2 separate regions of the Homo sapiens genome follow, and region 1 is linked to region 2. Evidence: chromatin contacts called from ENCODE Hi-C or POLR2A ChIA-PET data. All regions are on one chromosome and are shown on one strand. Each heading gives the region's core, a stretch centred on a gene start or an enhancer-like site at or near the end of the contact. The rest is flanking DNA. Distances are from core to core; before and after follow the strand shown. Region 1 holds the start of RAB40B (RAB40B, member RAS oncogene family). Region 2 overlaps TBCD (tubulin folding cofactor D).

Region 1 (2,892 bases), core at 100-2,599, 170 kb before region 2:
CCCACCCTCTCCCGCTAAGTTCGTCTCTGGCAGGACCCTGGACCTGGGGCTTCCCAGACCCTTCCCAGGCCCCAGAGCTGACAGGTCCTTCCCACCAAGACTCCATCTCCACGCCCGGCTGCCCTCCTCCGCCCAGGACTCAGAGCGGGTCTCTGTTGGAAGCGTGGGTTCAGCCCCGAGGCGCGGCAGGAAGGTGGGCACAGGCTGGGCTCCTTCCACAGCCTCAGGGTCGGCCTCGTCCAAGCTGTTCCAGGGATGCGCGTGGGTGAAGGCCCCGCCTGCTCCTCACTCCCAGCCGAGGTGTTCGCCTCTGCGCGTTCCCCCTTCTCCTGGGTTCCTGCCCCCGCCTTTCTTTCCCCGGAGCCGTCCACCCCCTCGCCGGGCGCCGGCTTTCAAGCCTCAAACTTGGGGGATCCCCGGGCTGCCTGCCTGGGAGCTCTGGGCGCTCCGGCCTCCCCTCGCCCTGGAACCCGCTCTCCGGCCGCTGTCGTGGGGGGTCCCCTCTTCCGCACGCGAGTCACCTGTGCTCCTTCCTCTCCCCCGGACACGCGGGACCCCTGGCCTCGGGACCGGACCCTGGTCTCCCCTCCCCTCCGACCCACGCGCAGACCCAGCACCTGGGCGCCTGCTCGCCGCGCTCCGCCCCAGGAGCCCCGGAGCTCGCGTCCCCTCCCGCCCCTCCTGCCCCGCGGCCGAACGCGCACTTGCGGACTCGAGCCCCCGCCCCGGGTCCCCACAGCAGCGGCCCCAGGTCGGGAGGAGCCCAGCGCCCGGCCCAGCCGCGGGCTCCCGCTGCGCGCAGACTGCGGAGAAGGATGGAGACTGCGCCGCGGGGCCTCGAGTGGAACTGGGGGTGCAACAGGGACGCCGCAGCACGAGGGCCAGGGCCGGGCGGAGAAAGGCCCGCCCGCGAACCGCGCTCCTCCTCAGCCCCGCGCCCCCGGACCGGGACTCCTACCCTCCCCGGCCACGCGCCCCGGCCTCTTCCCGACCCCTGCCCGGTCTCGCGTCCCCGGACCCGGACCCCCACCCGCACCCCCTCCCCAGCCCCGCGCCCCTCCCCGGCCCCGCGCCCGCACCCCGGCACGCCCTCCGCCCGCGCTCACCCGCCGGGTGGCCGTACGGGGACTCGGCCGCGCCATCCTGCAGGCTCGCCAGGATCTCGCCCTTGCCCACGTCGCTGTCGCCCACCAGCAGGAACTTGAGCAGAAAGTCGTAGGCCCGGACCGGGCTGCCCAGGGCGCTCATCGTGACGGCCCGGCGCCCCCACCCATGCCCGGCCTGCGGGGCTGAGCGCAGAGGCGGCGGCCCGGCCCCGAGAGGCGCCGCGCGGGCCCCGAGTCCTTGCTCGCCTCCGGCCCCGCCCCGCCGCCCAGCGCTGACAGCGCGCATCCCCGCCCGGCCCCGCCATTGGTGGACCGCAGTTGCTAGGGCAGCTGCGCGCTTTCACTGGCTTGGTTGTCCGTCCATCTTACTCTCGTCACCGCCTCCGGGCTGTCGCCCACCCGCCCCTCCTGAAAGGTCGCTGTCACCACAGCCAATGGAGGCCCGGAGACGGGGCAGGGGCGGAGCCAGAACAAGCAGGAGGCGGGGACTCTGCTCCCGCAGCCAATGGCGGGGCGGGGTGGGGGCGATCAGGGGGTGGGGCCGGGTGTTTACACTCTCGCGTGCGCCCGTGAGCGCCACGAACTCGCTCCCACGGTCGTCGGGTCTGCACGCCCCGAGTCGGGAGGGGCGAGGGGCGGTGCAGGGTCCCAGCGTGGGGCCTCCCCACCTGCCCACCAGGGAGACCTCGGGTGCCTGGCCGGGTGGGGCTCGGGGTCGGTCCAGTTGGCGGACGCGGCCGGAAGGCCCCCGCAGGCCGCCTCGCCGGAGGAGTCCCTGTCGCCGTAGAATCCAGGCTCGCGGTCTCTCCCCACGGTTCATCCAGGGCCTCGTCGTTGCCCCATTTACGCGGCGTGCCTGAATGCCTGTGTGTGCACATGCGCCTGTGTACGTGTGCATGTGTTCGTGTGTGTGCATGTCTGCGTGTGCATGTGTGCCTCTGCAGATATCTGCACATGTATGTGTCTGCGTGTGCATGTGTCCCTCTGCAGGTGTCTGCACATCTATGTGTCTGCGTGTGCATGTGTCCCTCTGCAGGTGTCTGCACATGTATGTGCGTGTGCATGTGTCCCTCTGCAGATGTCTGCACATCTGTGTGTCTGCGTGTGCATGTGTGCCTCTGCAGGTGTCTGCACATGTATGTGCGTGTGCATGTGTGCCTTTGCAGGCATCTTTGCATGTGTGTGTCTGCGTGTGCTGCTTCTATGCATGCGCTCCTATGTGTGCGTGCGCTTGTTTGTGCATCCATGCATGTGTTTGCGTGCGTGCTGGAGGAGAGCATTGGGTGGGACCCTCCAGCCTTTTGGCTTCTCCTCTGCTCTAGAGAGCAAGGGTTGCCAGGCCGAGGTCTGCCCTTCGCTCTGAGGGTCTCACCAGGTGCACATTGGTTTATTTGGTGCAGAATTCAGGCAGCAGGCAAAGGGCGAGCTCCGTCCAAGAAGAAGGATAATGCCCCCACTACTTCATCCCCTCCACCCTGCGTTGTGTAGGGAACTGCTCTAGACCCCATTAGAAGTTTTTTGTGGGGGAGGAACAGAAGAGGGAGCGGAAGAAGAATTACAAAAGAGACTGAAGTCAAGATTATTATATTTGTCATTTGCATTCATTTGGACCTAGAAAATGTTTACTTTGGAATGCCAATTTAGTTTGCAACACCTGTTATTCATTGGTTGATTAGTTGCTTTAGTTACTAATGCAGCCACATTTTTTTTTTTTTGAGACAGAGTCTTGCTCTGTTGCCCAGGCTGGAGTGCAGTGATGTAATCTTGGCTCACTGCAACTTCCACC
Region 2 (3,355 bases), core at 115-2,614:
TGAGTTGGCCTCTCTGCCTGTGCACGTGTGTTGCCGGCCCCGGCTCAGCTGTGGCAGAAGTCAGTCACCTGTGGAGTTATGGAAGTCCAGGCGGCCACCCCAGGCCGGGGCCTCATTCCGTTAAGTAGGGCCAGGTGTCTGTCCTCTCACGCGTCCGAGGTGGCTGCCGGCGTGCGGGTGTGACTGTCGATGAGAGCTCTGAGCTGGGATATCTGGTGACGGCTGCCCCTGCTTGGTCTTGCGGTGTGGCTGGGGAGAGGATTACTGGGTGGAATGTAGCCGTCCGCCTTTTGTGTTGACCTCTTGACCTCCCTTTTGGGAGGCTTATTAATGTCAAAAAGTGAAGATATGAGGATGGGATCGTAATTTCTTTGTGTTGCTTTCCAGTAGCCCAGGGACCAAGCTGTGGGAACCAGGCCTCCATGTGCTGGCCCCACCGTCCTCGTGGTGCCTGTGTCTGTCCAGGCTTAGTCCTCAGATCAGCTGCTTCACCACATTGGCTGCAGGCTGGGTGGCAGATGCCCCCAGGAGGAGGAGAAGCATTTCTTCCCAGGGCTTTGGCCTGTGCTGTGTGCCTGGAACCTTTAGGTGCTGTGGCTTCGCAGACCCGGACGCAGCGTGGAGGCCAAGCGGTGTCTGTACAGGACCCTTCAGTGATGAGGGTGGCCAGGCTCCAGCCAGGTCCTAGGGAAAGCTCTCCGAGAGCGACGGCTTAAGCAGTTCTGAAAAATTGCAAATGATCTGTGTTCTTGGAGAAAGAATGGGAGAGAAGCACTCACTCACAATAATGTTGCACCTACTGTGTGCGGGTAGGGTGCAGGCAGTGTGGTCCAGTGTGAGCGGGGAGGGTGCTGGTTGAGGGGTTAGTGCTCGGGACGCAGCCTTTGGACCCAGTGCCCTCCCAAAACTCTGCTCATCAGTGCCCCTGAGCTCAGCATTGACCCCTGGAGGAACTGGGCGCCTTCCCTGGTCTCAGACTGTAAGCCTCCTCGGGAAGCAGCAGTTGGCTCCTGATGCAGCTGGCCTCAGATCCTGTTGGGAGAGCAGGATTGGTGAGGAACCTGGAGAGGAGTAGGAGGTGCTGCCTGATAGCAGAGGTGGGTGATGGGGGCAGAGAGGGTAGCAGGGGCCCAGTTCAGTCCTGTCTGGTTTTCACGTGGAGCTTTTTATAGAGTTGTGCTTCTCAAGCCTTTCAAATGCCTCACAGCGGCAGTCCGACGTGCAGTCAGTGACAGCTGAGTAGATTACCACCCTCAGGACTAAATGCAAAATCATCTTCACTGGGTGCAGCATTTACAGTTTTGGTGCTGGAACCTCCTAACCAGTGTTCTTAGGGGCTGTCTTACCAGTGAAGGGAGCTGCCTGCTGTTGACGCTCCACAGGAGGTTTGCGGCATGGCTGCCATCTGTGTTGTGGCCTGGGACTTTCTTAGAGAGTGGGTAAAAGATGAGTCATCTCTTGTGTGATTTATCAGCTTCACTTGTGCTTCCAGGGCTCTTTGAAGCGTCTCACTTTTTAATTTCATGAAGAAACAAATGTAGTGCAGAGAACAGAAAGCTGCTGTGTGACCTGCGGGTGCCCAGCCTGTGGGGCTTCCTCATCGCCCCCATCCAGGCAGATCGAGTGCCGGCTCTCTGTGCTCTCCAGGAGGTGGCCTTTCACAGCAGGGACGTTCTGTGCTCTTATTTTAACAACTGTAAGAATCTGAGCTTGGTGACAGTTGGGTGACCCGGGCTCTGTGTCTTCGTGTTGGCCAGGGTGTGTCATACACCTGGCCTGGCCTGCGTGCCTCACGTGTGGTGGGGATTTGTGACTGTCCCCAGCACCTTGACAGAGGGTCCTTGACTCTGCGACCCTGCACAGTGGGTGGTGGCAGGTGGGATCTTGGTTCACAGGCACAGGTGGGGAGAGTTGCTGGGCCAGCGTGGCTGGGTGACTTTCCTGTGGAAAGAGCGGGCTTGGGGCTTGGTGCGTGATCCCACCGAGGCCGGGGTTGTGCTTGGGGCACTGGGGGAGAGCAGAGCAGGTGATGCATATCCGGGCGCCCACCCTAGCAGCACAGGAAGGGCTGGGATCACCACTCCCCGGGGCACCGTGGGGACAGCGGGGGCCTGCTCACTCCCCGGGGCACCGTGGGGACAGCGGGGGCCTGCTCACTCCCTGGGGCACCGTGGGGACAGCGGGGGCCTGCTTGTGTTGGGGGTGGGGCTCCTTGCCCCCCAAGGGCAGGCCGAGCACCAAGTCTGTGCTTGCCCCACTGTGCAGCGTTGCAGGTGCAGCAGACATGAGGCCAGCTGCTGCTCCCTGCAGGCAGCTGAGGGCCTCTGGGAAGGCTTCTCTACAACGTCCTGTGGGAACTGGAAACCCAGATGTCAGTGGAACCAGGTGTTCTGTCCATCACTGCCTCTTACCTCCTAGCAAATTCAACACTGGCGTTTTTTTTTCTGAGCAAGTTGAGCTGCATTTTTGGGACAGGAGCCATGGCTGTGTGTGCTGGTGCTGAAGGGAGGGTCTGCAGGGACGGCCACACGGATGGCTGTGTGTGCTGGTGCTGAAGGGAGGGTCTGCAGGGACGGCCACGCGGCTCTCGGGAGCCGTTTCCTGCGCTCGGGCTCTGCACCGGCAGGCTCCACGCTGAGGGTCCCTCCACATCCACCCCATCGTGGGAGGGAGGCTCAGTGCTCTGCAGGGGCCTGAGCAGTCGGGGAGACACCCCCTGCCCACAGCCACCCTCTCTGGGCTATGTGGGAGGTGCCCACGTTTCCACGCCTTCCTCGTGGAGGGTGTGGCGGGCTGTCTGTGCCGCGGGGGTACTCGGCTGCACTGTGCACAGCCCTCACCGCCCAGTGCCGAAATGGGAAGGCCTGACAGGGCGATGCGGTCTGCACCAGCTACATCTGCAGAAGTCCAGCACGATGCAGTTTATGCCTGGCAGTGATGTTTGTTTTTAAAATTAGTAAAACCTCATTAGTTATCAGAAGGCGTAACTATATGATGATTTTTTGTGGAGGGATTATTTCTACCTTTTGTGCAGAGAATGCCTGGATCCCTTCTGCCCCTTGGGGTCACATATTGCAGTGGGGACTGTGGTGCTCTGAGGGTTAAGTTGTTTCTGTCACCTGGAGGCTGCTTTTTCCTCAGGCAATTGGCGTTCAACAAATGACAGGCTGTCTAGAGAGAAGGGTTTTTCAATTACATGGCTGGACCTGGGTTGCCAAAAGGAAGCCTCCTGGGGTGTGTTCTATACGCGACATGCATTTGCTGTGTGTAATTGGAACCATGAGAAAGGTTTTTGTTCAGAGCTATTGGATAGTTTCCTTATTTTAAACCTGTTGAATCTGGAAAGAGTTGTTTT

Evidence for each region. Hi-C counts contacts between places; a loop is a spot of excess contacts on that map. ChIA-PET counts read pairs that join two places held with the same protein, here RNA polymerase II (POLR2A). Pooled maps may share reads with other maps.
Region 1: a map with no recorded cell type shows a loop between it and region 2 (6-fold over the local background). The contact joins the promoter of RAB40B here to the enhancer-like site in region 2. A Hi-C loop is called at or near these places in 14 of 37 single-sample maps with no recorded cell type and 9 of 50 pooled maps. POLR2A ChIA-PET finds 5 or more read pairs at or near these places in 3 of 52 experiments (B cell, T-cell and WTC11).

Annotation. Positions count from the first base shown.
Region 1 is chr17:82,697,349-82,700,240 of GRCh38, forward strand. RAB40B (RAB40B, member RAS oncogene family) reads right to left here and starts at 1,350. Exons shown (of 6, transcript NM_006822.3): 1 at 1,107-1,350. The coding sequence starts at 1,248. RefSeq lists silencers at 1,079-1,508, 1,529-1,918.
Region 2 is chr17:82,862,732-82,866,086 of GRCh38, forward strand. The region is part of intron 13 of TBCD (tubulin folding cofactor D); the gene reads left to right. Among named protein-coding and RNA genes, the nearest start is that of ZNF750, 24 kb to the left of the region's middle. RefSeq lists an enhancer at 1,297-1,806 and a silencer at 2,097-2,176. Within about 2 kb of position 1,365, at least 17 of the 41 ENCODE cell types and tissues checked have a DNase peak (open chromatin) inside an H3K27ac peak, as active enhancers do; they include B cell, where a contact is called at or near this core.